Regions from separate parts of the Homo sapiens genome. Here region 2 is linked to region 1. Evidence: chromatin contacts called from ENCODE Hi-C or POLR2A ChIA-PET data. All regions are on one chromosome and are shown on one strand. Each heading gives the region's core, a stretch centred on a gene start or an enhancer-like site at or near the end of the contact. The rest is flanking DNA. Distances are from core to core; before and after follow the strand shown.

Region 1 (4,228 bases), core at 538-3,037:
GGGCCCTAAGAGCCAGATTGTTCAACAGATGTGGAAAATGAGGCCTGGTGAGGTAAAGGAACAGGCTCAAGGTCACAGAGCTGGATAGTGGCAGAGTTAGAACTAAAGCCCAGGTTGTTCTGATTTTCCAGCCAGCAATCTCTCCCCTGCACACTTCTTTGGAGGCACAGCCCAGAAGGCCCCCCAGAGCACCAAACACTTTTCCTAGCTCATATGCTATCACTGATTTCTCTCCAAGAATGCTTTTATACTTCCACTTACACCTTTGGGGATTTTCCCTATTCAGCTCGCAGTGTGCAAACAGTATGCAAAAACCATACAGGTAGCACACTGTTGGAGACTCACTTAAAAACCACCAATCACAGTAATTGCTACTAGCATCCTAGTAGCCCAGGAAGAGACACCACCCCTAAGCTCCAATCTCAAAGCAGAGAACAAAGACCAGTTCCAAGAAAAATAAGAGTTTCACGCTTTTCTGTGTAAACCCCACTTTTCCAAATTATCCCATTGCTCAAAAGATCAGTATGACTGGAACTTAGGGATGGTGTCTCTTCCTGGGCTACTAGGATGCCCTGAGTAAAATACACAATCCCCATCCCTCCCCCACCCGCTCTTGCCACACACATAGCAATGTAATCACTTTAGCAACTTCTCAGTAACAAGCTCATTAAAAAGCAATTCTGCCATCTCTCCATAAAGCACGCGCCAGAGAACAATGCAAAAGAGGAGATGCCAATTAATTATAGAATGATCACATCTAATGAACTCTGAAACCCTCCTGCTGTTGGTGACTTTGATGAAAAATCAGGATGCTGGGAAAAGAGTGAATAGGGACACCCTAGCTACCTTGTTTAACTGTGAATGCTTTCAAATGCATCCTCAGCTCCCAGTGTTGATCAAAACTGTGGAGCTACACTCATAAAACAATGCAAAGTGTCAGGAAAGCGACAAGTGTCTGTGTCACAAACAGCTATGAGTCACTGCCAGGGCCCCCTTCAGCCATCCTCAGAATTGTATGATTCTATGCTGTGGTTGGCACTGTAGGGACAAACCCGTCTGTGCTTGGGACATCTTGAGATCTTAAGGTAACAAGTGAGTCATTCTTTGTCCCTACCTGGGGCCTCCCGCCTGTCTATCACCTCCTCATCAGCAGGGGTGCCACTCCTCAGAACAAAGAGGAGCCCTCCCACATGACGAGGCTACAGGAGGGGAAAGAAGAAACCACGTGCGGCCAACTTGTACCACTACCTGTGTGAGTCCTCTGGTGGGCCTTTAAGTGGGAGCTTTTTGTATAAACTTTCCGGCACCCGTTAAACTGACAGCGGTGAACCCTCTTCTTGTTTTCGGGACATGCTTCAGCCCCCAGCCCTCCTTGGTCACTGTCGCTCTGTCCACTCTTAACGGCCCCCGCAGCCGTCACGGCTGCTGCAGCTGTTGCGACCCCTCCCACCTTTACGGAGCTGAGAGCAGCCTTCTTGGCCACCAGTTTCAACGTCACCGTGCCATCCACGGCAGAGAGAGTTTGTGAGGTTTTGACCAGATGGCGGCTGAGCTCAGGGGACGATGGGGGCGTTAATGAGGTCACTGCGTTGAGCTGGGCCTGGTTGACGGCTGTGTAGCTGTCTAGAGAAGAGCTGGCCGGCTGGAGGCTGAGGCAGGTCTCAGATAGCAACTTGTCCCGAGAGAGCAAGATGTCCACTGCCGAGCTCTTCTCACAGATGGCCGCTTCCACGGGGAGCAGCAGGGGGTCTAAGCGACGGAAGCTTTCCTCAATGCACGGGGGAGGGGAAGCGTGGAGGAAACAGTCCAAGTCCTCACCAAAGGTCTCTGAGATCCTCCGGGGCTCCGTCTGTAGGTAGCGTTCCAATTCAAGGCATGTCTGCAAGAGGAAGAAGGAGGGAGAGAAACAGCCATCAGAGGCACAGAACACCATGAGGCCACACGTTGACAGGCAGAGGGGGAAGGTGCAGAGAGAATGGTGTCATGGCTTGTATCAGAAATGCCTTAGTAGAAGGTCTGACCTTGTTATTTATTCTCTGAATACCTCTGAAAGGTTCATAAGGGTCACATCAGATGATTTCAATTACTCTAGCTGAAGGAGAACAAGAGCCCCAGAAGGACTATCTCATACCTTCGAGATTCCAGAGAACATCAAATGATGATCTCTTGCCCCTCAATCCAATTCAGCAGGTAAGATGCTCCAATTTCCCCTCTAGAAATTATCATGCAAGCAAGAAGCAAATAGAAACAGATAAGGTTTTCATACTAAGACAAGACTTCCCAGAGTCCAACTTCATTATTCAAAACAGACTTGAGCACATCACACAAGTAAGTCAGTTTTCCCACTTGCTCTGAAGAACAAGCCATGTTCACTCAAACTAAGAGGTGACCTCAGTAACAATCAAACAACAGCAAGCCCTGCCTTGGGGATGGATTCCATAACCAGCAGGAAAGAATACTGTTCTAAAGAATGTCTACCATAAAACTTTTGAGGCACAAGACAAAACCCTTGTTGTTTATAGCAAGTCATTTAAAATACAATGCTATATTACTTTGTGGCAAGGGGCATAAATCCCATTTCAATGGTTTAGCATCTCTGACTACATGATAAAAATAAATTCAAACATAGCTATTTAGACCACTTAAAGATAGGACCCAATATATTTCAACATAAAATTTTCACCCGATAAAGAAACAGGGGAGAAGAACAAAAAAGTTTAGTTTCAACAAATCTTCATCCATGGCACTCATAAGTTTTTGTAAGATGGGGGAGTGCTTTTATGGCAAAAGTCGATATTTAAGAAGTTTGTTCTAAAGCCCTCCTCACTCAAAAATCCTACAATTCCAGAATCTTGTATAAAACTATGTTGCTAACTTGCACTATCAGCTCAATTTGCTCTATCTTCTGGATTCAACAAAGACCCACTGATGGCAAATTTAAAATGTGACTAGTTCCAAATTTACTGCCCCCGTAAAGCTCCTATGTTTTCAACTGATGTTCTGATTCTAGGCATTTATTCTGTTAAGAATATATTTTAATGATATACCTAGTAGTGTTGTATCTGTCAAGGATTTTATTTTGGTGACATTTCAAAAGACTGGTTTTTAATCACACTTCTGGTAAAACTCTGCATTACTGAATAAGAAAATCAGATTTTTAACTATGAATCAGCTTTGGGTCTCACTGTTGATTTTCAATGGTAAGAACTAATGAATGGTTCCAGTCTTCATTCAACACTCATGTCACAAGTGTTCATGCAACTACTGTGCTCACAGCAAGGTACAAGGCTTTGTATGTGGTAGATGGAGAAGATATAGCAGTAGGTCCACATGATGCAGGTATAGAATAAACAACCACAAGCTAAAAATTACATAAACTCACATAGAAATGTGATACCAAAAAATAGTATAAAATGTGTTGATAAGTTCTTAGGGGCTGAGTGGACACCTAATTCTATACTCTATTAATGTAGTATTAATCAAGGAAAGCTTAGTGAAAAAGTAAGTTTTGATTCTGTTTTACTTATTGATTAAATAATAGCTCTGACTCAGTAGCTTCCCACTACTCTACATTAGAAACCAGTATGATGACCTTCTCAGGTCTAGAAATATGAATTATCCTCACTTGCTTCTTTTCTGAACTCCACTTCTCAAAAATTTCCCCTTCCTTATTCCATCTCATTGCTAGAAATTATCACTTACATCTCTCCAATATTGAAGCCCTCAGTCTTGGCTCCATTCAATTGATTTCTGAATTATAAGATTCTACTCCTGAAACCTCCCTTAAATTTCTTCTTCCCTTTCTGAATCATCACCTACCAAGCACAGTGCCTGGCACCTAACAGGTACATAATGTCTGTCAAAGACAAAGCCCACTTTATACTATTACTTTGATCATTCTACCTCTTCTACTCTTCAATAGCCATCTTTGAAACCCTACCCTGTACCATGCTGAGGGGGCAATTTTGGAAATGACCACTAATACATATCTCTGGGAATACAATTGCAATGCTTCTTGAGCTTTGCCCAAAGAGCAGTACCAGATCTTTGAGACACAGATATGTTTTAGGTAAAAATCAGTATGCCTGGGCAACACAAGACCCTGTCTCCACAAAAACTAAAAGAAAATTTGCCGGGCGCAGTGGCTTGTGCCTGTTATCCCAGCTACTCTGATGGCTGAGGCGGGAGAATCACTTAAGCCCGGGAGTTCAAGGTTGCAGTGAGCTAT
Region 2 (4,491 bases), core at 1,123-3,622, 190 kb after region 1:
TCAGATGACCCTCTCTGGACGCAGTCAATAGAGGGCAAACTCCCACTCTCTTCATGCAGTGTGCATTGGAGTGAGGCAAGGAAGGGAGTGTGGGAGGAGTGGCCAAGGAAGGTTGCCCACCCTGGTCTAAAATGAAGACTTTTCAAGAAAAAACTGACCACTTTGGGGGCCTCTCGTGCACTGAGCATTAATTTCTCAATGCTTCTCCTCCCCAGCTCCCCTCTAACTCTTTGGCCCCTGTGCCCATGGTTGTCTCCTCATGCCACCACGGCATCTGCTCAGAGGACACCCGCCTGATGACCAAGATGAATCATGCTTAGGAAAGCTCCTGGGCAACCCTAGGCAATCCAGCAAAGCCCCCTAGACTTTCTCTAGCATGCACCCCTCCTCCCCACAACCACGGGGTCTTCAGGAGTTCTGGCCATCTCTCCTGACCCTCTGAGGTCCAATTTTCAAGCACTTTTATTCACATTCAAGGTACGAGATTAATAACACCCCCTACCTTAAGGTATATGTTTTGAAAAAGAGGACAATGTCTTAAGCAGAAGATTCAAAGTGAATGAACTTTAATTAAATGTCCAATAAAGAGAGATATAGATATGGATTTTAAGAAAAACTTCTAGGCATCTTAAAATAGGGTAGTCCATTTAATCCCCACATTTAAGCTTCCCTGTAATGGGAAGAAATAAATAAACTGAGAGCTTTGGGGTAGGAAGACAGGGTCGAGGGGTAACCTGGGAGGGGGCTGGGTGACTTGTTGCAAAAGTCAGAAGACCATGAGTCAGGGTGGGATCAGTATAACACTGTCATGAATTCTATCTTGCTGGCTTCTGTGCATGTGCTCCTGCGTGCGCGCGCGCGCGCACACACACACACACACACACACACACACACACACACACACACACGGTACAAATGCCTTTGTGGGAGGTGCTATTACCAACACCAAGTCTAAATCTAAGCCTCTCATTTTGTATTCCCTGCACTGTAAGGGGCAGCCCAAGGGGGCCGGGGTGGAGGGCGGGTGGGAGGCACATCTAGAAGAAGAAGGACAGATTTAAAAGGAAAGATTATTTATGAGGCCATGAAGACGTTCTTCCCAGACTCCTGAGTGCAGGAGTATGACTTATTTATTTTATTTTCGTTTGTAACCAAAACCTTCCCCTGACTCCCATTGGCCCCAGCTGAGAGGGGAGAGAGGGCCGGCCCGTCAGGCGTTGATCACCGGGCCAACGGGAGACAGTGTGGCGTGATGCTGACGCAGCCCACTGACAAGCCAGGGAGGCCCAGGGGAGCAGCTCTGAGCAGAGCAGCCAGAGCCAAGCAGGTAGAGAGCTGACAGCCGGGGAATTGCTAAGAGGCGCCGGGCTGGTGGGGGCAGGATGGTGAAACAGTTGGACTCGAGAGAAGGTGTGATTTGTGATGCACAAACTGTCGTTTACCCACTCCCCTTGGAGTCCTCTCCACGTCCCTCAGCTCCATCAACCTCTCTCCAGTTTAAATTTCCTCTCTCCCTTCCCCCTCCTGCATGCTCACTCCGTGGGTCCCCGCATTTCTATTCAATAATGTTTCTCTCCCTGTCTCCTTTTGGGAGAAGGAAGGGAGCAGATGAACACACATTAATAACATCAAAATGTCACATAAGTGATCAGCTGGAGGGGGCAGTCTCTCTGATGTCCTCAAGGCATCCTATTTAGGAATTGATATCTGCAGAGCCAGAAGAAAGCACAGCTGCTCTGGGGTACAGGCTAGGGAGTTAAGGGGATGGCTGTGTCAGTGTTGGGAATTCGTGCACTTACGGTGCAAAAGCACAAGGTGCATGAATTACCAAAGGCCTCAAGAACTGCCTGGTCCCACTCTCCTCCCTGGAGAGAGGCATCGCTGAGAAAACAGGAGCTTGTGTCTCCAGACTGGAGTTCTCTTTTAAGAAAATGGAAGTTGGGAGGGAAAGGGAGAGAAAAGCTTCAAGCCTATGGATAAGTCCTGAATCCTCCTCAGAATAGTGACCCCCGACATATGCACTGACGTGCCCATTTATTGAGAATCTCAGAATTCTTCGCAAAGGTGTCCCATTTAAGAAAATCCTCCATCCTTTTCAGGCAAAAGCAACAAACAGTAACAGAATAAAACTTTACTCATCAGATGGTGGTTACCAGTCTTTCCCTGCCATTTTTCTGGATGATGTTTAAAACCATGAGACTCCTGCTGGCCTTTCCCTTGTTACTGCACATAACCACATAGCCCTCTTACACTGGATGAAGCACTTTCTCCATAATGTTCACTTCTTTAATGACAGGATAGATGTTGCTGTTCTGACGACTGGAGTATTCAGACTGATGAGAACCACTGGTGATTCTCAGCAGTCCCAACATCACATGCTTCCTGTCCTGATGACCTGTGAGTCACCACTCCACCACCTCCCTATATGGGTGAGAGGTTACATCAGTCCCAGTCTATAGATGGAACAACACAGGCCCAATTGAGCAGATGTGCTTTCATGAGTCTGTCTCATACTATCTATTGCCAGGAAACAGGGTACAGTTGGAGACATATTGTTGCGTCATCTGAAGGCCTCATATTACAAGACACGACTATGAAGCTAGGCTTCACTCTATCACAGGAGTGGGAGCCTCAGACTTTAGCCCCTGGTTCCAATTCTGACACCTGCTTAGTATAGAAATACTTAGGTCCAGGAGTCAGAGGTTTGAGTTCTAGACTTAGAATTACCACTTAGCAATCACTTTCATCATGTCGCTCACCTGCTAAAAATCTTCCTATGGCTCCCTATTGCCCTTAAAATAAAATCCTAACCCCTCATCATGGAATTCAAGATTGTATCATCTGGCTTTTGCCATCTCTCTTACCCCATCTCACACCTCTCTCCCTCTCACTTGCTACTCCCCAGACACATCAGCCTATCTTTCTGTTCCTTTAAGTCACTCAGGCTGGTTCATACTTCATTGTCTTTGTACATGCTGTTCCCTCTGCCTACAATGTCCTAAAAGTGTCTGTAGTCTGCTAATCATTTCACCCTTAACAAATACTGCATTACTCAATAGGGAACACTCTCCCAGAAAAAGGTTTTTTTGGGGGGTTGGGAGGAGAATTTGAAATTTGATATATATTTTTAAAATCCAAGTAGTCATCATGGGGAAAATAAGAATCTGTCATTTGTTCATTAATTCATTCATTTAGCAGATATTTACCAGGCACCTTCTATGTTGGACTTCATTACACAACATGGTACTGTTTCTATTCGAATTACAATACACAAGCAGGGATGGGGAACTATGAGTTTTTAGAGCCTCTAGAAGTTCTAACCTAGCCCTGGCGTCAGCTCATGTGTCACCTCTTCAGAAATGCTTGTCCTGATCACATTATAAATTAGCTCTCCTTGCCTTCCCTCCACTTTCTAACACAAAACCCTGTTGTATAGAATAGAATAATATAATTTACCACTGCCCTAATTTGTTGATTGATGTATTTACTTATGTACCATCTGTCTCCACCAATTCATATTTAAGTTTCATGAAGGCATAACCTTGTCTCTCTTAGTCACCACCAGCACATAGAACAGTGCCTGGCACACAGACAGTGTTTGAAAAATGTCTGCTAAATAAATGAAGTAATGAATGAATGAATGTAGTCTTGGGCTAGTCGCTTAAACTCTCTGGGCCTTAGCTTTTTCATCTCTAAAATATGATCAATAACAACAACAACAAAAATACCTGCCTGAGTCAAAATGTTGGCAAGAGTTTGAAATAAAATATGTATAGACTCAATTTCCTAGAAAACAGAGCCTGAGGCAGGGATCAAGTGCTGGTGCTTTAAGTAGGAGGTACAATCCCTAGGCATTGGGAATGAGGGAAAAGGGAAAGAAAAAAAAACAGAAAGAATGAGAAGAAATAAAACACGGGTGGGCTCCTACATTGACTACTGCTTCGTGTGAAGCCACAAAGGGACACATTGGTCACTTGACAAGAGCATCCATTGGACCACACAGGACATCTTACATGGAGAAACTCTACCCTGAAGCAATGTATCAAGAGAGAACAGAACATTGGTCAATATTCACCCATTGGAGATTTTACCGCCCCACGCTTCCATATTGCCTTATCTTTACCCATGTCTCCCCAGTCTCCCCTGAAATCAACTCCTCTGTCCTTTAGTATGACATTTCACCCAAGCCTGGGAGTGTCTGGAAGAGACAGAGTCTCCAGATTGACCATGAGTGGTGAAACCCTGCAGCCCCACCCAAAACCCTTTGGCTTCAAAAGTGACAGCTACTTCAGAACAAGCAACTTCAGCGCAAGCAGGGGACAGGGAAGGATGAGAGACTCTCAGGCAGATGAGAGAATCCCACGAGGAAGAGAGGATGCATGCGAGATAGATTTGATACAGCATGAGAAAGTGGTTTAGAAACTATAAAGCTGCAAACAATGAAAAGTGATGTTGTTTTATTGGTCTTCTTTGAAATGCAACTGTCTTTCC

The links. A loop is a pair of places that touch in the nucleus more often than their neighbours do. ChIA-PET counts read pairs that join two places held with the same protein, here RNA polymerase II (POLR2A). Pooled maps may share reads with other maps.
Region 2: a loop to region 1 is called in a pooled map, with 8 times the contacts of the local background. The contact joins two enhancer-like sites. A Hi-C loop is called at or near these places in 6 of 50 pooled maps. POLR2A ChIA-PET finds 5 or more read pairs at or near these places in 2 of 52 experiments (Panc1 and T-cell).

Annotation. Positions count from the first base shown.
Region 1 is chr2:207,122,526-207,126,753 of GRCh38, forward strand. It overlaps KLF7 (KLF transcription factor 7), which reads right to left. Exons shown (of 4, transcript NM_003709.4): 2 at 1,249-1,879. Among named protein-coding and RNA genes, the nearest start is that of MIR2355, 15 kb to the left of the region's middle. RefSeq lists a silencer at 4,180-4,228. Within about 2 kb of position 1,788, at least 2 of the 41 ENCODE cell types and tissues checked have a DNase peak (open chromatin) inside an H3K27ac peak, as active enhancers do.
Region 2 is chr2:207,309,204-207,313,694 of GRCh38, forward strand. No RefSeq gene overlaps it. Among named protein-coding and RNA genes, the nearest start is that of MIR1302-4, 42 kb to the left of the region's middle. RefSeq lists an enhancer at 1,153-1,902. Within about 2 kb of position 2,373, at least 10 of the 41 ENCODE cell types and tissues checked have a DNase peak (open chromatin) inside an H3K27ac peak, as active enhancers do.